3 separate regions of the Mus musculus genome follow, and all the other regions are linked to region 1. A link is a loop called in an ENCODE intact Hi-C map of the cell type or tissue named here. Cell type or tissue: heart. All regions are shown on one strand. Each heading gives the region's core, and the rest is flanking DNA. Links, peaks and the distances in the headings are about the cores only. Region 1 overlaps Eef1g (eukaryotic translation elongation factor 1 gamma). Region 2 holds the start of Scgb1a1 (secretoglobin, family 1A, member 1 (uteroglobin)). Region 3 overlaps Gm41805 (a long non-coding RNA gene).

Evidence for each region. Hi-C counts contacts between places; a loop is a spot of excess contacts. Peaks named below come from ENCODE experiments on the same cell type or tissue, not always from the same donor. Only the 100,000 strongest peaks of a DNase experiment are listed, where the experiment ranks them.
Region 2: a loop joins it to region 1, with 4 times the contacts of the local background. A loop is called at or near these places in 19 of 42 quality-filtered maps.
Region 3: it touches region 1 in a loop (5-fold over the local background); 12 of 42 quality-filtered maps call a loop at or near these places.

Annotation. Positions count from the first base shown.
Region 1 is chr19:8,971,831-8,982,185 of GRCm38, forward strand. Eef1g (eukaryotic translation elongation factor 1 gamma) reads left to right here. Exons shown (of 10, transcript NM_026007.4): 6 at 677-806; 7 at 1,074-1,278; 8 at 5,488-5,660; 9 at 5,755-5,879; 10 at 6,114-6,350. The coding sequence ends at 6,272. Among named protein-coding and RNA genes, the nearest start is that of Eef1g, 10 kb to the left of the region's middle. In heart, for the core only: CTCF peaks have their summits at 2,966 (motif pointing right) and 4,950 (motif pointing right); a DNase peak (open chromatin) is centred at 4,811.
Region 2 is chr19:9,077,835-9,088,189 of GRCm38, forward strand. It overlaps Scgb1a1 (secretoglobin, family 1A, member 1 (uteroglobin)), which reads right to left and starts at 10,122. Exons shown (of 3, transcript NM_011681.2): 1 at 10,013-10,122; 2 at 7,354-7,541; 3 at 5,808-5,977. The coding sequence starts at 10,067. The coding sequence ends at 5,930. In heart, for the core only: a CTCF peak has its summit at 4,809 (motif pointing left); DNase peaks (open chromatin) are centred at 2,287, 4,817, 5,313, 6,247 and 1 weaker place; H3K4me3 peaks cover 765 bases; H3K27ac peaks cover 1,684 bases.
Region 3 is chr19:9,099,929-9,110,283 of GRCm38, forward strand. It overlaps Gm41805 (a long non-coding RNA gene), which reads left to right. Exons shown (of 3, transcript XR_877715.2): 1 at 1-39; 2 at 1,939-2,013; 3 at 2,620-2,783. Among named protein-coding and RNA genes, the nearest start is that of Gm41805, 5.3 kb to the left of the region's middle. In heart, for the core only: a CTCF peak has its summit at 8,799 (motif pointing left); DNase peaks (open chromatin) are centred at 5,363, 6,313, 7,093, 7,403 and 1 weaker place; H3K4me3 peaks cover 621 bases; H3K27ac peaks cover 2,705 bases.

The DNA of each region.
Region 1 (10,355 bases), core at 1,014-9,013:
GGCTCACAACCATCTGTAATAGGATCTGATGCCCTCTTCTGGTGTGGCTGAAGACACACCAGTACTCACTTACATGAAATAAATAAAACTTTAAAAGAAAAGAATAGATGAAAGAGCAGAATATGAAATCATTAAGTAGCAATGGTGCATGAAGGACTGGGAACAGCCATCCTCGACTGAACTAAAGACGAGGGAGAAAGCGCCTATACTCCCAGCACAGCAGAGTGGAGATGGGAGGATCCTGATGTGAAAGGCTCACTTGGGTTATGTAATAAAGCTGACTGAAACACAGAGAATACTGGAAAGAGCTCAACAGTTATGTGGTTAAGGGCAATGGCCACCCTTCCGCCAGGGTTTAATTACCAGCACCCATATAATGCCTCAGTCATCTACAGCTCCATTTCCAAGGGATCCTGGCACTGTCTTACGGCCTCAGGGAACACTGCATGTATGTCGTATATGTGTATATGTAGGTAAAACACTCAATACACATAAAAGGAGTCTTCTTTGAAAACTTTTCTTTGAAAAGGAGTCTTCCTGGAGGTGTAGTCATTTAAGGTTCTGATGTGGCATGGAGAGGACAGTGGACCTGGAGGTAAGGGGCTTTTGCTGTGGTTTGAAATCTGTTCATGGCCTTTCCATTATTGATCTTGTTTCTGCCATTCCCTCTTGGCAGGTCTTAGAGCCTTCTTTTCGCCAGGCCTTCCCCAATACCAACCGGTGGTTCCTTACCTGCATTAACCAGCCCCAGTTCAGGGCTATCTTGGGGGAGGTGAAGCTGTGTGAGAAGATGGCTCAGTTTGATGGTAAGTCTGAAGAGACTGGGCATGTGATAGGGTCAGGGTCCAGTTGGCGCCTGTCAACCCTTTGACTTGCATAGCCTTGTTCACCCAGAGAACGTGGGTGTCACCCAGTAACTGACGTTTACATCAAACTGCAGTGCTGTGTGACGATGTGTGTTTTGCTTCTTGAGGCTTCTTAGGCTGTCCGAGCCATCACTTTCCCTGCCTGCTGCCGGGTTTGGGAGAAAAAAGAAAGAGGCTGTATGTTTACTTTCTTCCATCCTTTGCTAGCTAAGAAGTTTGCAGAGAGCCAGCCTAAAAAAGATACCCCAAGGAAAGAAAAGGGTTCACGAGAGGAGAAACAGAAACCCCAGGCTGAGCGGAAGGAGGAAAAAAAGGCAGCTGCCCCAGCTCCTGAGGAAGAGATGGATGAGTGTGAGCAGGCATTGGCTGCTGAGCCCAAGGCCAAGGACCCTTTCGCTCACCTGCCCAAGAGGTAAGCTGGTGCTCTTCTCACATCTAGGGCTACGATGTTAGGTTGTTACAATACTGATGGGTGTAAGTATAGTCCAGGTCTCATGTGTCCAGGTTGTGCTGAGGGTCTGAACTCAGTTCCTCATGCTTGCATAGCAAGCACTTTACCCACTGAGCCATGTCCTCAGCCTCTTGGAATTTTTCTAACAGAAGGACAAAAGCCTGTTTAAAGTGGAGTGTAGTGGGGGTTGTTTTTGTTTTTTTCAGATAGGGTCTTCCTGTGGCTCAAAGGCAGTCTATAGACCTGCCTGTGCCTCCCAAGCATGATGCATGCCACCATGCCTTCCTTTGTTATTGTGCAGACCAGGCTGCCTTGAACCTGGACCTTGTGCCCTTGCACCTCAAGTACTAGCATTACAGGTGTGTCCCCAAAGTCTAGCATCTCTGCCCTTCCTAAAGCCACCTTCCTGTGCACAATAATGGTCTATTTCATAATACTTTTTCATTGCTGGGACAACTGAGGAAAAACAAAGGGAAAACGAGACAAAATATCCGTCCCTTTAGTTGTTTTGGGAAGGGCAGAGAGACATGAAAGCTGGGGTCCACTCACTCATTTAGCCTGGTCAAGTTGACTACAGAGCAGCCATGCAGGCTCAGTTTTGACCCACCTACATTTTGTGATGTTTTAAGTGATTGCCTTGTAAACCAGCATGTAGAAATACTCTTGACTGTAGAGTTGGAAATTGCAGCAAGGATTATACCAAAGGACAGGGACTTCTGTCTGAGAGTCCTAATTTCTAGTTTTTGTTTGCTTTTTTGGTATGAGACCAAGAAGACTTCAGATGTAGCATTCCTGCTTTTTCTTTTTTTTTTTGAGGGGTGGCGGGTGGGCTTGAGACTGTTTTCTGTGTATAACTCTGGCTGTCCTGAAACTCATTCTGAAGACCAAGTGGTCTGGAACTTAGAGAGCCTCCTGCCTCTGACCCCCGGGTGCTGGAACTCAAGGTATGCACTACCACTGCCCAGCTGTAGTTGCTATTTAAGTTGTGTGTGTGCATGGAAGATTTGGAAGGTGCCGGGGATGGAACCCCAGCTCATTTAAGACAATTGCTCAGCCTCTCAGGACATCTGCAGCCCTGCTTTTTAAGAATACATTGAGTTTTGAACTCAAATTACTAACCTCCAGCCTTGCACCAGGATAGATTTAATGAGCAAAGTTTTGTTATGTAAAAAGTAAATCTACAGTGTATCTAACATATGTTGTTGTAATCTAGACACTTCTTACACATAGTAAGTTGATCCATATTATGGACAGGAAATAAACAAAGCGAAATAAAACAAAATCTTTGAACAGCTTTGCTCCTTCTGCCTTTTCTCCTTAAAAATAATTTTTTTACAATTTATGTGTGAGTGTGTGCCTGCTCTTGCCAGCCGTAGACAAACTGTAGAGGCGCAGCGTTGATGTGTATGAAGTCAGGACAATTGGAATGAGTCTGTGAGTCTTGGGGATCAAAGTCGGGTCACTAGGCAAGCACCTTTAACCACTGAGCCGTCTTGCTGGCATACCTTTGAGGATGTTTATTTAAATGTCTGTTTTTTAATGTTACATGATGGGACGCTGAAAGTGTTTTTTCCCTTAGGATTTTTGTTTGCTGTTGGTTTGTGGAAGGTTTTTTTTCTTTCCCCCTTTTATGTATGTGAATACACTGTCACTGTTTTCAGATACACCAGAAGAGGGCATGAGTTCCCATTAGAGATGGTTGTGAGCCATCATGTGGGTTGCTGGCAATTGAACTCAGGAACTTTGGAAGAGCAGTCAGTGCTCTTAACCAGAGCTCTCTCTCCAGTTGTTTTGTTTTGTGGACAGATTCTAATATATCAAAGGCTGGTCTCAACTGTGTAGCAAAGAAGTGGCCTTAATTCCTGAGCCTCCTTGGCTCAGTCCCAAGCTACTACAATGCCTTTCCTTAGGACAGCTCTGACTGTCCTGGAACTCGCTCTGTAGACCAGGCTGGCCTCACACTCAGAAATCCGCCTGCCTCTGCCTCCCAAGTGCTGGGATTAAAGGCGTGCGCCACCACAGCCTGACTTTAGTATTTTTAATGTCATACATTTGTTCAAGGTTTCATTCTGGTCATGTTTATTGTTTTGTGGTTGTAGAGTGTTGGAGGTTCACACATGCTTATAAAGTGGCAGCCCTAGCTTTTTGAGACAGCATCTTGTCCCTGCGGAGATAACAGATGCAGAGACCATACCTGATCTGCACTATTTGGGAGCAAGGGGGAACATGGAGTCTGAAGAAATTTCTAGTCATACATTTTTGCTGGAAGGAGGAGAGTTTGTGAGGCCTTTAGGCCTCTCAGATGAGTTGTCTCCTGGACATTTGCAGACCAATCTGGGACCTGTGGTTAAAGAGCAGACTTCTGTCTTTGCTAGTAATCTTGGAAAAGTTTTACCATTTAACCTCAGCTATGAAATGAGAGAAAGGTAACAATATAACTCAAGAGTTAAAGGATTGAGTATAACAAGAGAGCCTTAAACTGTAGCTTTGGAGTCAGGGTCTTGTGTAGCTCTGGCTGGCCTTGGAGCTTGGCATGTATCTGAGGGCGATGACCTTGGGCTCCTGATCCTTCTGTTGCTATCTCCCAAGCACTGAGTATGGCACAACCATCATCCCCAACTTGCAGGAGCATTTATGCTAGTAATTTAAACCGCTCTGCTAATTCATTTTATTTAACAGGTTGTGGTAGGTTGTATGTAGTACAAGATTTAGCTGCTAAAAATTCTTTTCACATAGGATTCCAGGCAGTTTTTGAACCCATGATTTTTTTTTTAAAGATTTATTTTATGTGAGTACACTGTCAGACACACCAGAAGGTGGATCAGAGTCCATTACAGATGGTTGTGAGCCACCATGTGGTTGCTGGGATTTGAACTCAGGACCTCTGGAAGAGCAGACAATGCTCTTAACCACTGAGCCATCTCTCCAGCCCCCTGAACCCATGATTTTTTGTTACTCGGTTTCTCAAATGCTAGGATTATGGTGTGCTCTACCATACCTGGTAAGAATTAGCCCTAGCATGTCACAGGATTAAATTGTTGCACACAAAACTTGGTAACTCATGGCTGCATCTTTGGAAACAAAGGCCAAAGGAAAGGACATGAAGTATTAGTTGTCCCACTTAGTGAGATTACAGATTTTCTTCAGTCCATGTTCAGTTTTTAACAGTTTCTATAGATTTATTTCTATTTTATATGTACCATGTGCATGTCTAGTGCCTGAGGAGGTCAGAAGAGGGTAGAGGGGGCACAGCCCCTGGAACTGGACTTAAAGATGGTTGCGGACCAATTTATAATTGAAGGAAAGAAAAAAATAGGACCCGAGCCATGGGAAAGTAATACCTCCTGTGCCCATGCTGGCTAGCTTTCTTGGCAGCTGACCTGGAGTGTCAGGTTACTTTGAAGATAACCTGGACCTAAGAGCTTTTCAGTATGTAAACTTGTTAGTGGACAAAGAAGAACTAGAGGACCTGGGTGTAAATAAAGATTTGAGGTGGCTGTTCTCCGAATTCTGGTTCCAGCCTGTAACCTGAGAAGGCCTGTATGGCGGGGAGGGAGGCTCAGACTTGAGCATTGTCCAGGAGAGGCTAGAGAGAGAAAAACAGACTACCTTGCTCTTAGCCACCACCTGGGGGCAGCAGCCACCTGTGTCCTCCTTGCTGGACTCACTGGATGCTTTGAGTCTTGTCTTTCACAGGGACTATTAACAAGATCCTGCCTCAAAAAGCTAGGACTGGTGGTGTAACTAGAATGTATAGCACTTTGTCTAAGTGTGTGTGAACCTCCGCCTCCAAGTTTAATACCCAACACTCTAAAAAAATATGTATGTAAAACCACAAAACAATGAACATGACCAGAATGAAACCTTGAACAAATGATAGTTAAATTGCTTGTTTTAACTTTATGACATTAAAAGGTTTTGGCTCACTGGATGCTCTGAGTCTTGTCTGTGCATGTCAAGACAGGTGGACAGAGAAATGTCTTAGCTCTTCATGTCATGCTTCTTGTTCTCTTTACTCATGCTATTAGTGTCTGCCATTGCATTACATTACAGGGACCACTTCCGTCATACTTGTAAGTACTAACTGAAAAGGCCACTGGCCTAGAGATGCTCTGCAGTCTCGGTAGGGCTTGCTCCTTATGGAGCTCCTATGTTTTCTTCTCTCTTTAGTACCTTTGTGTTGGATGAGTTTAAGCGTAAGTACTCCAATGAGGACACCCTCTCTGTGGCACTGCCATATTTTTGGGAGCACTTTGATAAAGATGGCTGGTCCCTGTGGTATGCCGAGTACCGCTTCCCTGAAGAGCTGACCCAGACCTTCATGAGTTGCAACCTCATCACTGGTGAGAAGAGGAGTGGGTCTGGGAGGAAGAGGAGCCAAGGTAGTGGGTGACATGATTCCAGAGACTAGATAAGTCTCCCTTTCCCCCCCTCCAGGGATGTTTCAGCGATTGGACAAACTGAGGAAGAATGCCTTTGCTAGTGTTATCCTCTTTGGAACCAACAACAGCAGCTCCATTTCTGGTGTTTGGGTCTTCCGAGGCCAAGAGCTTGCCTTTCCGGTAAGGAAGATGTTGGGGGGAGGGAGGTAATAATATGGGAAACTAGGAGTCTTGAGCCATGGCCAGTGGGTATGAAGGAAGAATTCTGGACTAAATATAGGAAGTATGCTCAAATCAGTGGGAATCCTGGCATCTGCTGTCATGTCTGAGCTAGAATTTGGACAGAAATGGTGCCTCGATGTCCAGTGTCTAACCACATGCCTTTGTACTGTTTTGTTTTTTAAAAATCCTCAGCTGAGTCCAGATTGGCAGGTGGACTATGAGTCGTATACATGGCGGAAACTGGATCCTGGGAGCGAGGAAACCCAGACCCTGGTTCGAGAGTACTTTTCCTGGGAGGGGACCTTCCAGCATGTGGGCAAAGCCGTCAATCAAGGCAAGATCTTCAAGTGAACAAGTCTTGCCAGTCGCCTAGCTGCCTGCACCTACCCTTCAAGGGAGATGGGGGTCATTAAAGAAAACTGAACATTGAACTTTTTCCTGTCCTGCCTCCTTTGTGATTGGTGGCTTCTTCAAAGTTTTTGCCGATGCCTGAGACATCCTTGTGGCAGGGCAGAAGTTTTCAGAAGAGCAGAAGTAGAGGCCTGGCCTCAGTTTTGTCTTTATTGCCCTGCTTCCTACAATGATGCTGTTCTAGCTGGGGAAGATGAGAAACAGACTGGGTGGTGACATAGGGCTTAATTATTACCAAATTCTTAGAAGCTGTGTCTCCCAGACTGTAACCATTGAAGAAAGTGTCTGCTGAGCTAAGGGGTAGCTCACAGTGTGCAGAGGTGTTTTCTGTCATAGCTGCTGTTCTCTGTCTGTCTGGGTTGGGTTCTGGAGTAACCTCGTATGCAGTCCTCATGCTCAGGAGTCTTCATAGGGCCTGCATCTCTCCAGTACAGTTAAGTGCTCTACAGAAGATGGTGGGATAGGGAGGGCTCATTTCCTCCTAGATGCCTTGCGGCATAGGTAGGTGAGTGGCTGGATGGCACTGTCCAGCTTAAATGCTTCATACTCTAGAAGACTAGCCACTTGGGGTATGTACTGGCCTGTTAGACCCACTGGCTGGGGATCAGCTCTGGTCATATCCATTGTTTTAAAGGTGTGTGTGTACATAATGCATGATTGTTCCGGAACCCTGGAGGCCAGAAGAGGGCATTGGAGCCCCTGGAGCTGGAGTTACAGGCAGTTGTGAGCTGCTCTGTGTAGGTTCTGGGAACTAAACTCAGGTCATCTGGAAGAGCAAGTGCTCTTAGCTGCTAAGCCATCTTTTAGCCTCTAGTTAGTTTCTGAAATAATTCTTATTGTATAGTTCAGGCTGGCTACAGACTTAAGACCCTGCTTCAGCCTCCCAAATGTTATCATTATAGGTTTGGGTGCTTGGTATCCATGCTTTCTAACAAGGAAGTTTGGGGACAGTTCACAGTAACTCTAGATAAATACATCTGAGCTGGAGACTGGCTGCTGAGTCCAGTAGGTATCACCCTGACATCTACAATACCAAGTTGTTGTGATTATTTTCCAATATTTTGAGAGCAATGGCTAATAGTAACTCCTACGTGCTACACTCCAATTCTGAACTTTGAACTTGTTTTATAACCTTTTCAGAATTTTGTTTTTTTTTCTGCCCCAGACTGGCTCTCATTGTAGTCTAGGCTAGACTAGGCTAGTGTGATCATTCCTACCTCAGCTTTCCAAATGCTGGAGTTATAGGAATGTGCCACCCACCATATCTAGGTGTTTCACCTAAGTTAACAGCTCACGTTAGAAACCAGATACTAGGCTGGGTCTATACTGTAGTTAGTAGAGTCTTGCCTAGTATTCATTATGCCCTGTTGTCATTTGTCTGTATTACATAAATCAGTTGTGGTAGCACATGGCTGTAATCTTGGCAACCAGAAGGCAGAGGCTAGATTGCTACAAGTTTAAAGCCATCTTGAGTATTACCAGAACTGTTGGTGCTACATAGTAAAACTCTTGTCTCTAAAGACAAAGATGTCTAGGTGGCACTCACCCTTCAAGAAGTAGAGGCCAGCTTGGGCTACTTGAGAACTATGTCAATAAGCAAATGAATTAGAAACTAGTATTTTTACAAAGTGGTTTTTTTTGTTTTTGTTTTTTTTTTTTTTTTTTTTTTTGTTGGAGACAGGGTTTCTCTGTAAAGCCCTGGCTGTCAAGGAGCTCACTCTGCAGACCGGGCTGGCCTTGAACTCAGAAATCTGCTTTCCTCTGCCTCCCAAGTGCTAGGATTAAAGGCATGTGCCACCACTGCCTGGCAAAGACATCTTTTTTTGTTTGTTTGTTTAAAGATGTATATGTAAGTACATTTTAGCTGTCTTCAGACACACCAGGAGAGGGCATCAGATCTCATTACAGATGGTTGTGAACCACCATGTGGTTGCTTGGAATTGAACTCAGGACCTCTGGAACAGCAGTCAGTGCTTTTAACCACTGAGCCACCTCTCCAGCCTTGTTGGTGTTTTCTTATCCCATCTCTTAGTCAAGGAATAGGAGAAGGGTCTTAGTGACTAGGAATAGGACTACTCTGCATATGGAACCTTGAACCTGCTGTTAGATTTTTTTTTGTAAAAGAGTTGTTGGTTAGTGGGAGCTGTAGTTTGGAGTCCAGGTAAGTCTAAGATGGGTTGGCTCTTGTTCCAGTGCTGTTCCCAGGCAGCTCATCTTGAGTTAGAGCCACACTTGTCTCCTGTGCAGTTTGACCTCATACTAGATGCTGGTGTGGGGTGTGTCGATATCTTTGCTGCTAGGACCTCACTGAACCTGTCAGACTCCTAAATTCTGTTTCCCATCCCACCCCCTTGGCTTGTGCAGTCTTCACTACTTTTTGGTGTCCTTTTCATTTTTCTAATAGCAGAAGGTTGAGGCAAAAAGGCCACCTCATGTGCTACTTAAGGGGTAGGACAGCCTAGGATAGAGGCCCATTAAAGGATAGAGTTCTTTGGGGGTGGGCCAGTGCTTGGGGCAGCAGTTGGTCAAACTTCTGGACTGGAGGTGGGCAGGGACCCTCACCTTCATCTCCTCTCAGCCTGCAGGAAGGGTGACTCCTCTGCACATCCTGCTTGATTCTAACCCTGCGGTTTGGTTTGGTGCAGGGTGAAAAGTGGCCAGGTTGTAGATGAAGGGCTAGTGCACACCGGTTAGAAATCTGAGAAGAGGCTTTTGGGATGGGTCCCTAAGAAAGAGTTAATGGGAGTTTCTAAAGGGCGAGGGAGGTTCAGGGGGGAGGCCTTGGCTTTGTGCAGAAAGGGGAAGCACATCTGGGGTTAGTTCGGTTCCGCCCTACCCTGGGGGTGCCTGAGTCACCACACTGCCAGCCTGGCCTTCCTCCATCTCAGCTTGGGCTGCAGGCATCTTGTTAGAGCTTAGTCCTCTCTCTACCATCAGCCACAAATACAAGAATGAGCCTCTGAATGTCTCTGGATGCCAGAGAGATTTCTCTGCCACCAGCCACTGTCTAGAGTTGGCAGCACTACCCACAACAAGCTGGCAAAATTAGGGGTCAAGGGCAGAAGGGGAGGGGGTGTTGGGAATGGTCAGGCTGAGGTCCTGGAAGGAAGGCCATTGTATCCACTTAACAGGCAGAAGCTCAGAGCTCAGATGGAGGCTGAAAAGAACAAGAGAATGGGTCAGGGCCTAGAGTTGGAGTTCCTCAGAAGCTTTACTGAGTCTGGAGTATGAGTGGGAATGCAGAGCCTTGGTTTAGTTTGTAGATAAGTCAGTAGATTCTGGTCATAAGCAGCTATTTATTTTAGCTTTGTTGGCAATTCTGCATAAATTACTAAAAAGTTAGGATTCTTTAAAGTTCATCCAAGATAGACCTAGATTGCTTTTTTTTTTATTCCTTCCATTTATGTCCCGCCTTGAGTTATATCTAGACAGCTGCTGTTCTCCCTGGGTTGGACTCAGCCCACCAGCTGCCCACATGCCCCAAATGTGCCACTTCCCCCTTTGAAAGGTGCAGGGGTGTGTGTGTGTAAGTGTCTTGGCCCCACCCTGAAATTAATAGTTTGTATGACAACCAGCACTCCTTAGAGTGTCCCTCTATATATCAGATGGCTTCTGTTAGGAAGTCATAGCTTGCCCAGGCTCTCACAGTGGGAGACCAAAGGTATAATATTCTAGTTTGTTCTGGTCCTTTGTGTGTGTGAATGTAGTTATGGGTACCCACCCTACTCCCTTCCTCTAATGCTGTGCCACTGAAATATTGATGCCCCTGAAAGACAAGCTACCACCTGCTCCTGTCTGTGTACTAAATCAGGCTGGCATGGATCCCAGAGTAGGCTGTCTCTTAACTCCAGTGGAGTTCTGGGATGTCCTGTGCTCAAGTGCCTAGGGCTTGGGGTAGAGATCCTTCTCCGGGGGACATCTGTAGAGTATCACTAGTCACTTTAATCATAAGAGGAAGAAAACCTTGTGTACATAGTATTGTTTTACTTTGGTATCTGACTTTGGAGTCTGTTGATAATAATT
Region 2 (10,355 bases), core at 1,370-9,369, 110 kb after region 1:
AAAAGAGTCTCAAGCCCTGTAATGGAATTGTTATCTTAATTTTCACATTGGTACAGCTTTAGTGGTAGTTCTCAACCTATGGGTTACAACCCCCTTGGAGGTCACATTAGATAGCCTGCATATCAGATATTTACATTATGATTCATAACAGTAGTAAATTATGGTTATGAAGTAGCAATGGAAACAGTTTTATGGCTGGGGGTGGGGCAGTCACCACAGCATAAGGGTCTGTATTAAGGACCACTGTATTAGGAAGGTGAAGAACCACCACCTTGGAGGCTCAGAGGTTTTGTGCTGTAGACTCGTATGTGGGCTGGGCTTTCCTTTTGTGTGCCTGCCTCTGTTTTTGTTGTTGTTTGTTTGTTTTAAATTTCAGGGTCTTCTATATCTCAGGCCGCCTGGTATTTACAATGTAAGAGAAGATGACCTTGGGCTTCCCCTCCTCCTGTCTCCACCTCCCAAGTGCTGGAATCACAAGGGTGCACAGGGGCTTTATGCAGGCTAGAAGAGTGCTTTACCATCAAGCGGCATCCAGGGCCCCTTAAGTGCCGATACTTGAAGGGATCTTAAGATGATCCAAGTTAGCAAATCAAAATTTAGGATGCCTCATTGAATGGGACCTGTAGGTGCGTTCACCATGAGGTGTTGGTGTGTCTTGAATACATTGAATGGGACCTGTAGGTGCGTTCACCATGAGGTGTTGGTGTGTCTTGAATACATTGAATGGGACCTGTAGGTGAGTTCACCATGAGGTGTTGGTGTGTCTTGAATACATTGAATGGGACCTGTAGGTGCGTTCACCATGAGGTGTTGGTGTGTCTTGAATACTTCGTGGGCAGGGAAAGATGGAAACGGGTTCACCTGGGAATTCTGGGAAGGGCAGTGGATCAGGAGCTGCTTATGCAAAGGGATGGAGGTGTGAATAGGATGAGTTTTGTTCTGGCTTCAGATATTAATATGTAAGTTTCATCGCAACTTACCTAGCTTAACTTGGGACAGTAAGGGGTGTCGGGACCCCAAGCCAAAGGCAGGTGGGGCAGCAGGATCTGAAGCAGAGCAGGAAACAGGGTTGTTCATGAGAGCCCCGCTCCTCTCACAGGAGACTGGGAGCAGGGAAGGACTCTAAGGATCCCCTTAATCCACCTCCCAGCACTGGGATCACAGGCCTGCTGCCACATCATTCATTCATTCATTCATTCATTCATTCATTCTTGTGTGAGTGCTGGGGCCCTGAACTTGGGTTCACATGCTGGTACAGCAAGCACTTTACCCACTGAGCCAGGCCATTCCTTTTTCTTTTTCTTTTTCTTTTTCTTTTCCTTTTTCTTTTTCTTTCCTTTCTGAGGCAGGCCTCAAAATCATAGAAACCTTTCTGCCTCAGTCTCTCAAGTGCTGGGCCACCAAGTCTAGCAGTTCACATCTTGATCTAAAGCCAGTAAGATCTCTGTGTGTGTGTGTAAAGCCATTAACTTTGTGGTAATAAGTTAGACAACTGTAGGAAACAAATTCACAGGTCACTTGCAATAATCCAGGCAACATGCTGAAGGCTTAGTGCAGGCAGTGGACTGAATTCAGGGTTAAACTGGACTCAGAGACTGAAATGGAAACCTAAGGTTAGAAGGCCAGGAGAATTCAGCACCCCACAGTTCTTTCTCCTCCCCTAAGACCTATCTACTCCTCACCCCTATTTCTTTCAGGGTGCCCCTGACCACATTTCTGTCCTACTGTTGACAGAGTATCTGCTTTCCTGATAGGACTCCTCTAGAAGGACTCCCCCACCCCGGGAAGTGCCGCAGTGCGATGATGCTTTGTAGTCTACAGGGTGCTTGCATGCTACCGGCACAGAGCTTCAGGTACTCCGTAAAAGTCTTAGCAAGGCTTGTGTGCTGGGCTGGGCACCTGTTTCCTGGCCAGGGAAATGAATCCAAAGTCTCTAGCTCCAGTTTATCGATTCTGAAGCTGGCTACTGTGCTTGCTTAGTTGAATCTAGCTACCGATGACTCTAGTCTCACATTCTCATAAGCCTGTTGATCTATTCAGTAAGCCCTTGGGAGGACCGTCCCCTAATTACAGGTTTCAGAGTACATTGTTTGCCTGGCCCTCTCATCATCAGTCAAGGCTTCTTTTTATCATCATCTGCTTGAAGCTCTTTGGAGCAACTGATCACGCAGAGGTGAATTACTACCCACAGCTGCCTTGGTATTCACACACAGCAGGCCTGGTGTCAGCTGCAAACGGGAGAGCATCTTATCCCCTTCATCTTGATAAGGCTGAGGAGGACTGGCTTTGGCTTTCCCCTTCCTGCCTTGTGAGTCACAGATTTTTCTGCCAGATTCGCCCTGTCTCACGTGACAAACAGCAGCTTTCCTGATAATCAATGGATCCAGGTTCTAACAGGCTAAGCTCCTGAGCCTGCAAATGGCAGGCAGTCCCTCTGTAGAGACGTTCCAGGCTAAAATTCCTGTGGTTGCAGACGATGCGGGTAGCATAGTTTTAATTTTTTCTTCCTCACCCAGATTCATAGTTTTCTTCACAAAGCCACCAAGAAATATGACCTTTCTCTTCCCCAGGTTCCTCAGAGTTATGAATGTTAAAATTAAGAGTGCTAAATTTCTTTTCTTTCCCTTCCTTGCCTTTTTTCTTTCTCCCTCTCCCTCTCTCCCTCTCTCCCTCTCTCCCTCTCCTTCTCTCCCTTTCCCTTTCCCCTTCCCCTTCCTTCCTTCCTTCCTTCCTTCCTTCCTTCCTTCCTTCCTTCCTTCCTTCCTTCCTCCCTCCCTCCCTCCCTCCCTCCCTTCCTTCCTTCCTTCCTTCCTTCCTTCCTCCATCTCTCCCTTCCTTCCTTTTTTGAGGCAGAAGCATAGTTCACTAAATAGTTCTGGGCTGGCCTGGAACTTGCTACATACCCAAGTTGGCCTCGAATTCACAGCCATCCGTCTGCCTTTGCCTCCCAGATGCCAGGGTTAGAGGTGTGTACCACTATGCTTGGCTATTGAATTTTTAGACAAAGCTGGTCTTGAGTTTGTAGTGATCCGTCTGCCTTTGCCTCTCAAGTGCTGGGATTACAGGTGTGTATCACTAGATGCTGCTTTTAATCTTTTTTATTTTTATTTTTTGACTCAGAAACATTTAAAATATCATCTTCATAGTTTGAGCTTAATACTTTTCAAATTCAGGAAGTGTGTATTTGCCTCCTATGTTTTAGTTTGGCATATTCATAGTGAGGATGGCTGATTATAGAAATAGAAGTATAGATTCTCTGTCTCTCTCTCTCCTGAGATGGTCTCATTCTGTAGTTTTAGCTGACCTAGAACTCAGACTGTCTGCCTTTGAGTGTTAAAGGCAGGCATCACTACACTCAGCCTTTCTTTATTTTTGAAATGTAAACACCACTTTTAGCAAGTGGTTCCTTAAAACAACATCATCAACAACATCCAACTATGCTGGCCTGGGCAGGACCTTGGCCTACTAGCAGGATCAAGATATTAACTTAGCAGGTCAGGGAAAAAAAACCAAAATCCCAATGGCCACTTCCTATTTTTCTCCAATTTCATTTACACTGCACAGATAATTCACCTTTTCTATGGTTGTAGTCAGTTCATTTTTGCATTTGGCCATGCACTCGCGCACGCGCATGCGTAGATTCACCTCGTGCCCAGCAGCTCTCATGGGTGCTCATGGGGCTTCATGTTTGCACAGCGAACAGTTTCCTGATAGCTACGTTTCCTAGTACTCTCTGCATTTGAAGAACCTAAGGTATGTACCTTTCTCTGGGCTAATACACATTCTTGCACATTGCCAAAGCAGATATCTCTAAGGCAGAGATTCACTGCAATATAATTGTATTTCCTTTTATTCCCAGTCATCGGCATTGTGTTTGTGCAAGGTAAATACTTTCTTAGCAGTGAATAAGTCGTTAAAATTCGCAACTTTTTATGACCTTGGACCTTGTCCATTTAAATAATGCTCACCTAGGTGGGTAGTTCGAGGGAGGCCACATATGCACCTTAGACAGAATGACCTGGATGCAGAAGAATCTAGGGCCTTGGGAGTGAAGGAGTGGGCCGCCACCAGGGCCCAGCCTGCCACAAATAGTCTCTTTTGGAATCACTGGTCCCCCTGACCTGCCCTGGAATTTTTACAATCCCAGCCCCTCCTCTGGCAGACAATGAAGGAGTGGGTGTGGTGGCTTTAGTGCTGTGTACACAAATGAGTGTTTATGGTGGACTTTTCTCATCATTATCCCTAGTTTACTGACCCTGAAGAGTCCTGTGTGGGAGGTTCTACCATCAGTAGGGCAGGAGCTGGGCCTCCGCTCTGGGTTGTGTGAGAAATAAAAGAGATATGCTAATGTCTGCCAAGCCAAAGCTTGTAAGGTTGCAGTTTCTGCTATGGGACTTTAAAACCAGGCAGGTGGACCAATTCTTGGTCCTCTCTGTCTTCAGGGCCATCTCAGAGTCTAGATATGTCAGGATGGCCTTTGAGGTCTTGTGGGAGTGGAATTACTCCTAATTCCAATAGGACTGGCCGGTCACTGGAAGGCTTCAGCCGTGCTACTTGTGTGCCGTGCTAGACTACTTGTGTGCCTTTCGGTGGGTTTTTCCTCAGAATTTTGACAAAAACAAACAAATAAACAAACAAACAAGCAAACAAACTCTGCCCAAATAAAGCTTTAGAGGCCAGATAAAACGATTTAAAATCGATGCTAGAGAATGACTCTCACCATCTGCCCCGCCCAAAAGTCAAAGGGTTGGTGCGGGGTCTAGTCCTCAAACTCGCAGGGGGCGGTAGCATGGACTACACTGCCCCCTGGTGGCCACGACGCAGGAGCAGGCGTGGCCCGTAACCGCCCATGTAGCTGCTTCTAGGCGCTGAACTGGCTGCCTGGCTGGCTGGCGTTCTCTTCCATAGCTTCCTTGTTCCGGTGCCCTCTGCCTCTTCCCTTTCTATTTCTACATACAGCTCTTCTGCACACGCCTCCAACTCTACTCTTTTTTCAACCTTTTGGGATGGTGTGGCCCGGCTCCAGTGGAGGCTCGCTGATGTTAGGACAAATTCTAAACCAATCAACATCTTTTTGGGCAGCGGATATTGTGTGTGGCCAGTACAAAAAGGTCCCAAGGTGGGGCTTGACTTTTAGGAACTAAAGGTCGAAGAGAGGGGATGTCTGGATTGAGAAGGGGGAGACAAGGGCTGTCATGGGTCTTGTGTTGAGCTTGAACATTTATGGTCCGTATGCTTTTAAGACTGGAGTGTGGGAACACTGCTAAGATTTTACATGGGATCAAACTCCCTGTGGTGGATGCATGGTCATTGAATTGCTTAGCAGTTAGTCAGCTGGCAGCCTGTAAAGGGGCCTCTGGGATTGCAGCAGCCAGGGATGATGGTGTGGCCAGGAGATATTGAAGGAGTGAATGACCCCAGAGGTCTCGGTTGATTGGACAAAGAAGGGCTAAGGGATGCCTATCAGGCTCCTGGCTGGAATAGTGTAGCCCAGAGGATGGAGTTAGAATCCAGTAACATTTAGGACCAGACATGGGGAGGGAGGGATGGTATTACAGGTCTTTTAGACAAGCTAGGCTAGGGCTGTTGAATAGATGGTGGGACTTAACATTCTATTACTAGGTAGGGCATTGCAGTCTACTGATGGCAAATAACTGAAGTGTAGAGGAAGGAGGACTTGTGGGATCTTGTGTGGCACCAGGGCAGGACTCAGCTGTCCTCCCTTACTTCTGGTTCCCTTCACTCACTCCAGCTCCAATGCTCTGGCTCCAGCAGGTACAGAAAAAGACCATTGCACACAGGCAGGTGAGATGCTCGCAGTTTATTGCAAAGAGGAAGGAGGGGTTGGTGTGGGGAAGCCGAGGAGCCGAGGAGACACAGGGCAGTGACAAGGCTTTAGCAGTAGAATATCTCTGAAATCCAGTGAGCTTCAGAATCTTAAATCTTGCTTACACAGAGGACTTGTTAGGATTTTCTCCTAGAATAAAGAAACACCCCACACCCCCAATAGTGAGTGAACCTCAGAAGTAGATGCAGTAGTGGTGCAGAGACTTATCAGACAAAAGCCACAGTAAATTCTGAGAGGAATTGAGGGTTAGAAGGCCTTGGATGGGGAACAAAATACTCATGGATGGAGTTACAAAGACAAAGTTAGGAGCAGAGCCTGAAGGAATGACCATCCAGAGACTGCCCCACTTGGGGATCCACCCCATAAACAACCGCCAAACCCAGACACTAGGCAGATATCAACAAGAGCCTGCTGACAGGAGCCTGATATAGCTGTCTCCTGCAAGGCTCTGCCAGTGCTCGGCAAATACAGAAGTGGATGCTCACAGTCATCCATTGGACAGAGCACAAGGTCCCCAGTGAAGGAGCCAAAGAAATACCCAGGGAGCTGAAGGGGACTGAAGACCCATAGAAGGAACATCAATATGAACAAACCAGTACCCTCAGAGCTCCTTGGAACTATACCACCAATCAAAGAAAACACATGGTGGAACTTGTGGCTCTAGCTATATTTGTAGCAGAGGATGGCCTAGTCCGTTGTCAATGGGAGGAGAGGCCATTGGTCCTGTGAAGGCTCTATGCCCTAGTATAGGGGAATGCCAGGACCAGGAATGGGAGTGGGTGGGTTGGGGAGCAGGGGGGAGTGGATAGGGGATTTTTGGAGGGGAAACTAGAAAAGAGGATAACATTTGAAATGTAAATAAAGAAAATATCTAATAAAAGAGAGAAAGAAAGAAAGAGAGGAAGAGAGAGAGAGAGAGAGAGAGAGAGAGAGAGAGAGAGAGAGAGAAAGAAAGAAAGAAAGAAAGAAAGAGAGAAAGAAAGAAAGAAAGAAAAGAAAAGAAAAGAAAAAGAAGGCCTTGGATGGTTTTCTCAAAGACTACCTAAATTTGATCCACAGGACCCACATGGTGGAAGGAAAGATCCAACTCCTTAAAGATTGTCCTCTGACCTCCACATGTGTCTCACACACACACACACACACACACACACACACACACACTCACACAAAGTAGATAAAATATCAAAATTATTATGGAAAAAAAAATCAGTGGAGTTGGGTGTGCACGGTTCAAGCTTGTAGTACCAGCCACTCAGGAGGCTGAGGTGGGGAGAACACTTGACCCCAGGAGTTTGGGGACAGTGAGACTAGCTCACAGAATCCCCATCTAACACTCATACATACCACCACCACCACCAAACAATAAAAACAAAAACCCAAAAGAAACAAATAAAAAGGCAGGGTACATGGCCAAGATATTCATTTGCCTTTGTAACCCCCAAAATGGTATGACACTGTGCTTGGGAAATCACTTAGAATCAATGTGAGTGACAGATGTTGCATACCGTGAGCTTCATGATGTTTATCCTGGTCTCTTGTGGGAGGGTATCCACCAGTCTCTTCAGCTGGGTGCCCGCATTTTGCAGGTCTGAGCCAGGGTTGAAAGGCTTCAGGGATGCCACATAACCAGACTCTGATTCCATGAGGAGGGCCTCAAGGACTTGAAGAAATCCTGGGCAGATGTCCGAAGAAGCTGGAGTGCAGGCAAGAAAAAGCAGAAGGATGCAGCTTCTTTTCTAAAAGCTGGTCAGCCAGCATCCTGCTGGACCAGCCAGTCTGGTCAGCAAGAGGAGCAGTCTTTGGGTGGTAGAGAAGAGTGTAAGCTCTGGGGGTTAAGGGGAGGCTCCAAGCAGCTGAAAATCTGGCACCCTGGGAGAACTTTCTTTCTTCTTTTTTTTTTTAAATTTATTTTAATTAGTTAATTAATTATTTTTATTAGATATTTTCTTTATTTGCATTTCAAATGCTATCCTGAAAGTTCCCTATACTCTCCGTCTGCTCTGTTCCCCTACCCACCCACTCCCGCTTCTTGGCCCTGGCATTCCCCTGTACTGGGGCATATAAAGTTTGCAATACCAAGGGGCCCTGGGAGGACTTTCTAGGTCACAGCTTTTGTGGCTTTCCTGAGCTGCCTTTGGATTCTTGGCTTGGGTTGGCCATTGTTTCTGCCATCATTCTAGCAGAGTGTGTAACTGAAGCTGTCAGTCTGGCTGCTTTATGCAGTATAGGGACAAGAAGGAGGCCTCTGGGAGTCTTGCTTTCTACCAGAATGTCCCTCACCCATGGCCAGTAGTGGTTTGTGCCACGTTACTAGGAACATGTGACACAGTCCTTACCCAAGCCCAGCATGATCCCCAAACCTGGCCTGGAAGATGAAGACACACAAGGGATCTAGTCTGATGGCACAGTCAGTTTGCAGGCAAGCCTCCCACCTCATCACCATGTTCCCTGCAACCACTGTGCTCTTTGGATTGTACTGTCTGCTTGGGAACATGATTTCCTACTGTTTGCCTCCACTTCTCACCTTGTCTCAAATGTTCTGCCTTGGAATTCTCTGCATTGTTTGCAATTTTGGATTCACTGCTCTGACTCTAGACCCTATTCCTACTCCAAATGGCCACTCCAGCTAATGGCCACTCTAGCTGGGTATGATAGCTCACACCTGTTATATACCTCACAGCACCGGGGAGGCTGAGGCAGGATAGTTATGAGTTCAGACCAGAATGAGACCCTGCCTCAAAGCCAAAAGTATGGTCACTCCAACTTGAACCCTTTCTATAATATCACCCGGCAGTTTCCTAAACTTCAAAATGGGAACAATATCACTACTTCGTTGGATTGTTTCGAAAATGAAAGGGATAGTATGTAAAATGGCTGAGGACAGTGACTACCACATTGTAAGTGGCATTAACGAGTTTTACTATCACAGTTTTTAAATCCAAGAGCACACCGATATGCAAATATCTTACCAGTCCACCACTTCACATGTTTTAGCTCTGTTTTGCTGAGCTCCTCTATGCACAGTATTGCTATCTAATTAATAAACATTTTAATTCAAAATGATATCTTTCCCCCTGAGAACAAATTAAAAAAAAATGCTTGATTAAACAGCTGCTTCCACTGCCTCTTGGTTGGGGGCTCAGTCTCCTTGGTTTATAAAACCTGTATTCACAGGTATTATGAACCTTTTCAAGTACATTATTTAGGGTTTGTTTTTAGAAAAATAATACAGCACTATCAGGAGGGAGTGGGAGAAGCTAATGAGAGAATTGTTTTCCCAACTCTGTTCTCAAAGCACAAGATGCCCGGACGGTGATAGATTGAGCCATCCTCCCTCTATGCCTCCTTCCCTCCCTCTCTCTGTCCATCCATCCTTCCCTCCCTCTCTCTGTCCATCCATCCTCCCCTTCCTTTCTCTGTCCATCTATCCTTCCCTCCCTCTCTCTGTCCATCCATCCTTCCCTCCCTCTCTCTGTCCATCTATCCTCCCCTCCCTCTCTCTGTCCATCCATCTTTCCTTCCCTCTCTCTGTCCATCCATCCTTCCCTCCCTCTCTCTGTCCATCCATCCTTCCCTCCCTCTCTCTGTCCACCCATCCTTCCCTCCCTCTCTCTCATTTCCCATTCCTTTCTGCACAGTGATAGCAACAACTATCCAGAGACCTTTAATTCTTTTTCCAGAGGACAGAATGTTTAGAAAACTACACCCAAAGTTGGCAGTTTTCCAAAGGGAAGATCTTTTTCTGGAATATTTCTCTCCTACCAAAACAAGAGACCCTGCCTTGGGTTTGAGGACATGAGTCTCTGTACTTCTTCTGCCAGACTAAATGTCAGAGTTGGGTGGGAATCCACCACCCCTCAACCTGGTGACTGTATCAAAATCTCTTAGCATCTTAATCCAGTCCTAGTCCAGGCTTCAAAGGGCTCCTTATTCCTAGTCCAGTTTTGGACAGATGTGCTGGTCTAGATGGGCTCTCTCCAGCGTCCCCACAAGGCTTCCCTAGTCTCTGGAGTGCAGAAGTTCAAGGCTTTCCACAAGATCACAAAATAACGTCGATTATCAGACGCAATGCTTCTGAGAGTCAGCATATTCAGGCCTTCCAGGCAGCCACAGAGGGACTGGCCACTTCCTCCTGACCTTGGGAAAGAGACCCTGGGCACTCACCTGAGCTGCAGCAGATGGACAGCATGACCACAGTGATTGTGATGGCGATCTTCATGGTAGAGGTTGGAGGCTTTGGTGTCTGTAGATGTGGGGTGATGTTGTAATGTGTGGGTATGTGTGGGTGTGTGGCTTTTTATATGTTCCTTGCAGCCCACAAGAGGTAGAGGGCAGTGATTGCGCTCCACTTAGGAGATTGCATTATTTACTTGGTCATCTTCTCCGTGGAATAAGCAAATAATCTCTTTTCATAAACCCAGTTTCTGTTCCCATTGAAACTGAGCTCACTCACACAATAGGCCACTTGTGGAGTATTCAGGCAGTGGAGGACCCAAGTCAGAGGTCG
Region 3 (10,355 bases), core at 1,657-9,656, 130 kb after region 1:
GCTGCTATGCCTCTCCACCATGCTGGAGTCTGGCACAAGGTAAAATTCTTTCTTTGGTGGCTTTTGGTCCTGGTGTTTTGGCACAGCAATGGGAAAGTAACTAAGATAGCAGGCAGTCACTCCACCAGCTGAGCTTCCTTCCCAGATCCAGCATGGCTGTTTCAGACCGCGTATACCAGCTTATGTATGCCACCTCTGCGTAAAACTGTACTGATCCACACGAGACAGTTACTGACAACCATGCTGACTAATTAGGAGTTTTAAATCCTTTTTATCGATGGTCAGACCAAGAGCAGGCTTGAGCCTCGGAAAAGTCTCTTGGTTCCCCAAGCTCAGGGATACAGAGTTTTTAATGGCAAAACCCATAAAGATACATCAAAGTGAGAAGAGGGTCAGAGTAACCTTGAAACGTTCATCCCTGGCAGAGCATAGTAGTTATTTTAGACACAACCTGCCAATTATTTTGGTTAATACATCTGGACCACAGTCAAGGCCACAGAAATTGCGAATGTGTTGCCAAGGCAGATGCGACTGTTGGAGGGAGTCGGGTAGAGGCCTGAGAACTGTCTAAACAGACACAAAATGGGGCCAGAACAGAGTGGCACGACCTTAGTCATTCCGAAACCCCTCGGCTTCCTGCAACACTTAGGATTTGACTCAAAGCTCCACAGGACTGTGTGCCTTCCTGTGAGGAGCGCTTGTCCTTTCTCTTGCCTTCCCTCAGCACAGCATCCTCAGGATTATTTCTTCCTTTCTGGCCATCGAAGTCATCCATCCACCCTCCACCCCCACCGCCCATGTAGACATCTTCTCCTGGGCATCCCGAGTCACTCCCCCGGTTCCTAAGGATGCGGCTTCATCGCTGAGTGAAGTGGACTTCTTTGTATGTGTACCCAGGCCTGCGCTCTAGTTCCCCTTCTTGCTCTAAGGGCCCGGACACAGCAGATGCTTACTCAGCATTTATTGAATGACTGAATGAAGAGGCCTGGGAGGCTTTTCCCTCAGCCTCATTTCCAGGAGCCTGTGAGCATTAGTGGGGGCTGGGGGATGTGTCCAGCACTATGGGCAGCGTCTGGCATATGTGAAACCCTCAGTGTTTGCAGTCTGGTGATTGTTCCCAGTGCCACTCCCAAGGCCAGGAGTTTCTCCATCTCAGCTGGCTTGCTTCTACACCTCTGTGCACACCCATTTTCCATCTGTCACCACCTGCTGGAATCCTTTCTATCTTCAAGACTCAGCCAAAGGCAACTTCTACAGGGTTCCCTCCCTTTCTCTTAGGGTGTCATTAGTCACCATATCAATAGCAATAACTAACACCTACCTTCTGCCAGGCATTGAGCTAAATGGGCTAAATCCTAGTTAATCCTTACAACAGTGCTGTAAGAATTATTGAGGTCGTGTCTCAAAGATGAGAGATCAGCACACAGAAAGCCGCTCAAAGCCTTATACTCACCAAGTAGGGCAACTGGGATTTCAGTGCAGGAGGCTGGCCCCCAACCCATAGTCTGTGCCTCATTGTTGATTCTAGCTACTGGCAGTCTTGCTTCCTCCCCTTGCAGCACCAGGTCCCTGTTGTCTGCCTGGCCTGGGGTGAGTAGAGGTCCTGCCTGTCAATTGTCCTCATCCTGAGGCTTCCAGAGCTCCCCACAGTAGGTGCTCAGTAGCTGTTGCTGACTGGAATTGAGTTGAATGCTGGCCCTGTCCCTATCCCAAGTAATTGCCTTTGTGGTCCTCTTTCTGGATGTGGTAATGGAAGGAGCCAAACTCCTTCCATACAAACAAACATGTTTTGTTTTATGTTTTATTTAATTAATAAATTTGTTTTAAAATGGCACTTAAGTGCTGTGTGTGTGTGTTTGTGCATATCTGTGTGCCAGGGCACACAATGGAAATCAGAAGATAACTTGTGGGATTCTGTTTTCTCCCTCCATCAAATAGGTCCTGGAAGTAGAACTCAGATTGTTTGGCTTGATGGCAGGCGCCCTCAGACACTGAGCTACCGTCTTAATTCAGGTTACTATTGCTGTAATGAAACATCATGACCAAAGCAACTTGGGAGGAAAGGGTTTATTTGGCTCGTGCTTCCATATCACTGTTCATCACTGAAAGAAGTCAGGACAGGAACTCAAACAGGGCAGGAACCTGGAGGCAGGAGCTGACGCAGAGGCCATGAAGTAGTGCTACTTATTGGCTTGCTCCCCATGGCTTGCTCAGCCTGCTTTCTTATAGAACCCAGGACCATCAGCCCAGGGATGGCACCATCCACAATGGCTGGGCCCTCCCACATCAATCACTAATTAAGAAAATGCCCTACAGGCTTGTTTGTAGTCTGGTCTCATGGAGGCATTTTCTTAAACTGAGGACCCTTCCTCTCTGATGAAGCTAGCTTGTCTCAAGTTGACATAAAACCAGCCAGCATAGCCATCTCTGTTGTCCTCCCGTCTTTGAGGCAGTGTCTCACTCTATAGCTCAGGCTGGCTGGAATTCACTATGTAGCCCATGCTAGCCTTAAGGTGGAACTCGTCCTGCCCCAATACTCTGATCTTTAGATTACAGGTGCAAGCCACCACATGCAGCTGAGAAGTCATACTTTATTTCTTTGTCTTTCTTTGCCAGCAGAGCTTGGTTTCACAGAATTTTGAAGGAGAAGAATTTGTTCTGGAAGGGAGTGCTAGAACTTTGGGAAACAGAAAGCAGTTACTGCAAAATGTCACCTTAACCTCTTGTGTGATCACCTCTTCTATAGTCCAAGCTGCTGAAGAAGGCCTTTTACAGTTCACTCCTGGCAGAGGTAATTAAACCCTCTTTTTCTTCTTTTCCTTCAAAGGTCTGGCTTTGTGTGAAAAGTTCTGTAGTCTTGAGTAGGGTAACTCTGAGGCTCTTCCCCTCACTGTCTGCCCAGTGCCAGTTCGATTCTCCTCCAGTTCTCAGAGGAGAAAGCCGTTCAAAAGGAGAATCTGTGTCTGTACTGAACAGGTAGACATCTTAAAATTAAATTAGTATTATTATTTACTCTGGATGTGCCATGATGTGGAGTTCAGAGGACAACTGAGTCAGTTTTCTCCTTCTACTATGGATTCTCAGTGTCAGGGTCCTTATTTTAGAGGACTGTCAGACTCCATTAAGGAACAGGGAGTCCAAAGCTTTCTGTGATGGGGACTGTTGGGCCCAGCAGCGTGGTGCTACCTCAAGGATCTCATGGTAGTGTGGGAGATAGATGGATCATGAGTACTTTCTTTAAAATTGCTCAGCGTGTGCTGGGCCGGATGGCACAAGCTTTTAATCCAAGTACTCTGAAGGCAGAGGTAGGACGACCTCTGTGAGTTCAAGGCGAGCTGGTCTGTGTAGTGAATTCCAGGACAACCAGGGCTGTGTAGAGAGACCCTGTCTCAAAATAAATAGGTAAGTAAATAAATAGAATAAAAAAAAAGAAAGAAAAGAATTTCTCAGAGGATGAAATTGTGACTTCCGAGTTGATGTGAAAGTCTTCGCGTGCCTTTGAGCTGGGTCTCGTGGGGCTAGGACAGACTTTGCCAAGAAGGAAGAAATGGCTGAGCTGGAAGAGGTCTCTGCTGCTCTTCCTTCCTTCTTTCCTCCCTCCCTGCCTGCCTCCCTCTCTTCTCTTCCCCCACCCCCTGCATGTGAAAGTTGGAGGACAATTTTGTGGAGTCTATTCTCTCCTTCCACATTATTTAGGGGTTCCAGAGATCTATCCCAGCTTACCATGCTGGCACAGAAAGCACCATCCTTGTCTTCAGCCATCTTGCAGGGCATACCCTTCCCACCTCCACATAGCCTCAGGTATCCCAAGCCTTGAACTTGAGGATGACGTTGAATGCTGACTTTTCTGTCCCCACCTCTCAAATTGCTGGTATTATAGATGTGCATTACTAGCTCTGGGTTATTTGGTGATAGAGATTGTACCCAGGGCCTCATCCACCCACGCTAAGCCAGCACTCTACTAACAGAGCTGCATCTCCATCTCTCTACTGTTCCTTTATTCACTGTATGATTGTTAAGATGGAGACAAGTATCAAGTTTGGTATTGCTGCTGGGGTCAGATGCTAATGATAATGGAGTGATTTCCAGGAAGGAGACTCAAGTTGTTAGACAAAGTCTGTTGGGTCAACGTGTACTGTTGGGTAGAGAGCAGCATCATGGGTAAAAGGATGAGGGTTTACAGTTCGGTGGGCAGGACACACAAGAGAAACCACAGTGGCTCCTGGGGACATTAGGGTGGTTCTGGGTGTGAAGGCAAAGCCAGGCACTTGTGCTGCTCAGCTCCCCGAGTCTTTTAGAAACTTGTGCTGTGCTCTGGGCACCAGATGGAGGGAGGGTTGGCTTGGGTGGAGTTCGATTGCACTGTTCCTGCTTGGTGGCTGTGGCTGTGGTTTGTTAAATGAGAGCAGTGCCTCTCCTGGAGTTTAGGAACTTAGATCCTACACACCACCAGGAGACATAGGCTTGGGTTCAGCCTCTGCCTCCCTTGCTTGGGTTGCTCTGAACTAAAAACCCCAGGCCTTCCCTGTCATGGAGGTGGTCATGTCAGTTACAGAAACAGCCCTCCAGAGGGGTCTTGCTTACCTGGGGCCCTGAAACAGGGCCCTCAGTCATGTCTTGTGCCTGCTCCCTATTTTGCCTTTACCTTCTTGCTACCCAACTACCATCCTAATGAGCCTTGCTTGCTCTGTCTTCCTCCCCAAGGCCCTGGCCTTTCTGGTAATTCTATCTTAGAGCCTTTATAGTGGTTGGGTCCCTAAAGACCCGGATGAGTAAGGGAATCCTGCCCCTGTGAGTTGGACACTCAGCTACAGCAAGGAATGTGTAGCTTCTGCTCTGAAAACAGCTTCATTCTGGTTTGACCAGAGTACCAGAGGTAAAAGTCACAAAGTGGAGATCACATTTGTAGGTTGGCCCGACTGTGGAGTCCGACAGGCCATGTTCATATTCTTGTATTCCTGATTGTTAGTTTGGAAAGCCACATAGCTGGGTGTGGTGGTGTGTACCTGTAATCCTAGCCCTTGGGAGGTAGCAGCCGAGGCAGGGGCAGGGACGGGGCAGAGAGACCATTGTGAATTGGAGGCCACCCTGGTCTACATAATAGTGAGTTCCATGTAAGCCAGGGCTACCCAGTGAGGCCCTACCTCAGAAAAGAACCAAAGAAAGACTTCTCATGTGAAAAACAGGCATAGCATCTGCCTTCCAGGGTAGTTAAGGATAGAGTTAGTGAAAATATGGCTGGCCGGCCTTGGACACTCCTTATTCTGACCCCCAGAGTGAGCAGCCTTGTGGTCTGGCCCCAGCTCTTCGTGTGTCTGTCTCTTCTGGGCCCAGGAGGCCCACTTCTTCATGAAGAAGAACTACGTGCCAGGAGCTGAGCTCATGGGTGGGGTGGCTGCAGGGGCCACCCATCAGCCAGTTTTCCTCCCTTTCCTGGGAGCTGCTCCAGGGACAAGGGGCAGGACATCTGCTTTTCATTGTGTGACTGTCTCTAATTCTTCTGACATCTGAACTTCTTTTTTGAAGGAGGATACACTTAAGTGATTGTGACCAAGCTTGTTGCTGAGGGGAAAAAATTTAAACAAATGGGGATTAGAATCAGGCAGAGCTGGGGTGCAAGTCTCCACTGTGCAGTTATCCTGTGTGTTAGATGCTAGGTCTCTATCCCTGACTTCAACTGTGCTCTGCCTGGTAGGGCTCATTTAGAACTAAAGAGTGATGGTTAATGCCCTGTCTACTCCATATTGTAGAACCAGAAGTGAAAATGTTCCCTAAACCATAGAATATGAATCCGATATTCTCCTTTGTGTGGACACCCATGCAGGGAACAGCAGAGTCCCTGCCAGCTTAAGGGAAGGGTCAAAATAGTCCATGTTAACTTCTGAGGCCACAGAGCAGTGGCTTATTTAGTTATTTGTTTGTCTATATAGACGCGATTCTTACTCTGTACTTGAGGATGGCCTGAGCCTCCCTGCCTCAGCCTTCTGAGTTCTGGACCACACTACACAGCCAGCGGCCCATGGTAAAGATGCAGGCTGATAACCTTGAAGCATGGAAGGGGATTGGAAAACAAAGGGTGGTCTGGTTGGTGTGGTTTGGGATGATAATATATAATAATGACTAACACATGCTGCGTGGTATCTAGGGATTTCCCATGCAGTAAGTAATTGGCCATTACAGCACTGGAGAGGGTACTACCAGTCTTCGGTCTTTCAGAGTGAGGATCCTGGGAGGTCTAGTGACAGACCGGCTGAGAAGCACAGATTCCAAGAAAGAAGGTGGGGTTTCCTCATTCCTCAGGCTGCTTCTCTGAGGCTTGGACACAGCTGCCTCCCATGTGACTCCCAGGAAGCCTTGAAACAGAGGTGGACTCAGAAGCTGGCTTGTGTGTGGTGCAGCCTCAGAGCCCTAACAGCACTAAAGGGTCTGAAGGTCTGGTCCCGTGTGTGCCAGGCCTCTGAGCTAGGCAGCTCTCCTGAGGCTGACTGCACAGTGTTCTGAGAATTGCCCTGGTGAGGCGCAGGATGTCTGCTGAGTGTTAGAGCGGCTGGGTTGTTTTGCACTGGCCCCTTCCCTGGCATGGACGTCCCTGTGGAGGCTGGGGCTGGGGCTGGGGCTGGCCATGTGGGGAGGTGGTAGAGCAATAGCCATGGTGGTTATAGATAGGAACCAGGGCTGACATCACTTTTGTCAAACACAGTGAAGCCCTTGCCAGGGGTCCACTGAAAAGTTGGTCAGGACATGGGTCTATTCCTCTGCAAGTTTGAAAGCAGAGGAACTGCCCCCACAGGCCAAGCAGCCAGTTTCTGCAGCACATTTTCAAGTTCCAACTCTGTTGGGAACCTGGAGGCAGAGATGGGGGCAGGAAGAGGTGGCTTTACCCAAGTGACAGTGCCCCACCCAAGGTCCCGACCCTTTCTGGGTAGAACAACAAATATGTTGAGAGCAGACAGCAAATATGTTGGAATTTGTACTACCACAGGGACAGGGTGGGAAAGGGCTTGGGAAAGTAGCACACGTTTTAGTCATGAGGCATCTGTGGTGTGATATCTGCATGATCTATGTTAGAGATAAAGATGAAATGGCCAGGACTGGGGAGGCTCAGGACAGACAGGCTGGATCAGGATGAAGTCAGCCCAAAGGTATGTGGGGCCCACACCTCACTCAGTGGGTGCAGAGGAGGGGCCTGGACAAGCCCGGAGGAAGGAAAACTTGGCCCTCTTCTTTCTTGCTTTTAAGATTAAATACTTGGTTTCTGACTGGAAGGCCGGGGGTTCAGAAGTTCCAGTCCCTGGGGATCTGCATGGGGCAGGGAGTGCTAGGCTGTACTGGAAGGTCAGCAGAACCACAGATCCTTAGCCCAAGGTAAATACTCTTGGGTTTGCAGTGAGAGGTGTACAGCTGCACTGGTTTGTAAACACTTCTGAAAATGCCCTTTGACTTTGATACACTGGGGTGGCCTGGCTATTGTGTTGGGAAGAGGGGGGCCCTGGGAAAGGTTGGAGGTAAGAGGAGTTAGGAAGAACAACAAACAGACCCTTTGTAGGAGGGGAAGTGACCTGGGCAGGAAGGGGGTGGGCAAGCCCTTTCCTGTGAGCAGCACAGGGTGAACCTAGTCTCACCTGCTCTTCTCACCCTAGCCAAACTCTGGGTGGGGCCTGTGCTTTGGCACAGCCCATAGTTCCCTGTCCAGTCTTCTGCCTAGGGCCCATGTCATGGCCCAGTGTTGCTCAGGTTTAGGTCACGGTCCAGAAATGCTCAGGAGCTGGCATGTCTATTGGCAATAGTCTACTTGGCACACAGCCAGCAAGTATCCCTGGGCTGTGGTCTTCAGTCACGAATCTCTCCCAACCATCTGAGGAACCTGACCAGTGGAGAAAGTATCACACCACGGGCACAGGATTCTATACACGTCTGTCACCCTAGAAAAGAAAGGTGGTGAAAATAGATAGCCCCATTGTAAGGAAAGATGGGCATAGTTGAATGAGGACAGAATATTATATGACAGTTTACTGACATGGAAAGGTAGAGAATATTGACTAAGAGAGTTTCATGGGGCTGGAAAGATGGCTCAGTGGTTAAGAGCACAGGCTTCTCTTGCAGAAAATCTGGGTTCAGTTTCCAGGGCCCCTCCAAAATGGTGTAACTAAAATTCTTTTCTGACTCATGTGGGCAGCAGGCACATGTGATGTGAATACATACACACTTGCAAACCATTCAAACACATACAAGTTTTAAAAAGTTACACACACACACACACACACACACACACACACTTTAGCATGTCTGGTCTCATTTTGGGAGAACTGTAGGATAAGTGTGTAGGTCGATGCTGAGGACCCTTCCCTATTACTTTCCATCTTGATTTTTGAGGCAGGGTCTCTCATTGAACACAGAGATTGACATTTTGGCTAGACTGGTTGCCAGAGGCCCTTGGGACCTTTTTTGTTTCTGCTTCCCAGGTTTGGCATTACATGTCTGTAACACAACCCATGGATTTTTTTTACACAGGTGCCGGAGAGATAAGAACTCAGGACTTCTTGCTTGAACATCAAGCTTTTCCCCTCTGAGCCATTTTTCAAGCAGCTACTTTGTTGCAGGTCATTTTTCTCTTAAAAATACTTAATGAAAGACTGCTGACCTTTGAGAATCCAGGACCTGTCCCCTTCTGGCATGTAGGTATACATGCAGACAGAGCACTCCTTATATTAAAAGAAAAATAATTAAAAATCCTTCCAGAGGTCCTGAGTTCAATTCTCAGCAACCAGATAGTGGTGGCCTATGACCATCTATAAAGGGAGCCGATGCCCTCTTCTGGCATGTAGATATGCAGGCAGACAGATCACCCTGCATAAAAAAAAAGCATTGGGGACCTGCCCTAGGTACTAAGTGGTGACTATTGAGCCTTCTAGGATGAGAAGACTCAAACTATTGTTTTTATTTGACAGGGTCTCATATAGCCCAGGCTGGCCTCAAACTCCTTATATGGCTGAGGTCACCCCTGAAACTCCAGAGCCTCCTGCTTTACCAAGTGCTGGGAATATAGCTGTGTGTCATTGTACCTGCCTCCAACCTCTTTTCTTCTTGGCACCAAATTATAACCTCAGAACCCAAGTTCCTGAGTTCTGTATAGAATCTACAAAGTGCCGGTAAGAGCATAGTAGATGTTAAATCTGAGATGATGTTAAGTTCTCATCCACACTTGTTTTATTTATCAATCTAATCATGTTACTTTCTAGACTCTGTACAGAAGTCAGGAGCTTTGGTTCTGAAAACCCAATTTCATTTTAATATTGGGTTGATGAAAAGCAGAATTTGAAGGATAAAGTTATTAGGATATGTTGGTTTTCCCAACCTCTGACCCAGAATGCTTTTGGGCTGCCCCTAGATCTGGATGACATCTGGCTGGGGGCCACAGGACTTGTGAATGGGGAAGTTGACATAAACACATTTAACATGCCCCGAGGGACTCTCTTTAGCTCCACACTCCCACCCCTGCCAAAGGTCTGGATGCCTGAGTTTTCTTTTCACATTTCTGACTCCTTGGGACACAGAACTCACTATGGCTCAACTCTCCCTGGATGTCTGAATGTGGCATTTAAGCTGTGGAAGGAGTCACACAAATGACACCCATAAACCACACCCACCTGTCCCAGTCCTGTTGATGGCCCAAACATCCTCCCTGCTCCATTCCTGACCTGGGTTGCCTCTGATTTCTGCTGGCCCTCACTCCTCTCAGGGAGCAGGACACCTGTGGTTTGTGGGGGTAGCTCCCTGTTGCCCCAGAATAGCTACAGAATCTAAACACTGTGAGGATTTTGTGCAATGTTGACAGACGGGAGGTCTGGGAGGGGTAACCCCATCCAGCCTCCCTCACCCTCCATCTCTGATGACAGGGATGCATACCCCACTTTCCCCGCTGTGACAAGGAGCAAGTCAGAGAGTTTATTTATTTATTTATTTATTTATTTTTTGTTTTGTTTTGTTTTGTTTTTTGTTTTCCCGAGACAGGGTTTCTCTGTGCAGTCCTGGCTGTCCTGGAACTCACTCTGTAGACCAGGCTGGCCTTGAACCCAGAAATTCACCTGCCTCTGCCTCCCAAGTGCAGAGAGCTTATTTGAAAACACAAATTAAACCATTTTCTGAGCAGCAGCTACAAGGTAGAGGCCCTCTCTTACCTGGGAGAGGGCTGGCTTCCATGTCTCTTGTTGTACAGTTGCCTAGGTTCTCGTCTTTTGGTTCTAATTATCCTACCATTTTGGCTTGTAGTGACCAAATGGCAATTTACCTGTCTTTGTAGCTGAAAGATATGACTAAAGGCAGGGGCCAGGACAGTTTGACCCTTGAACCCTGAT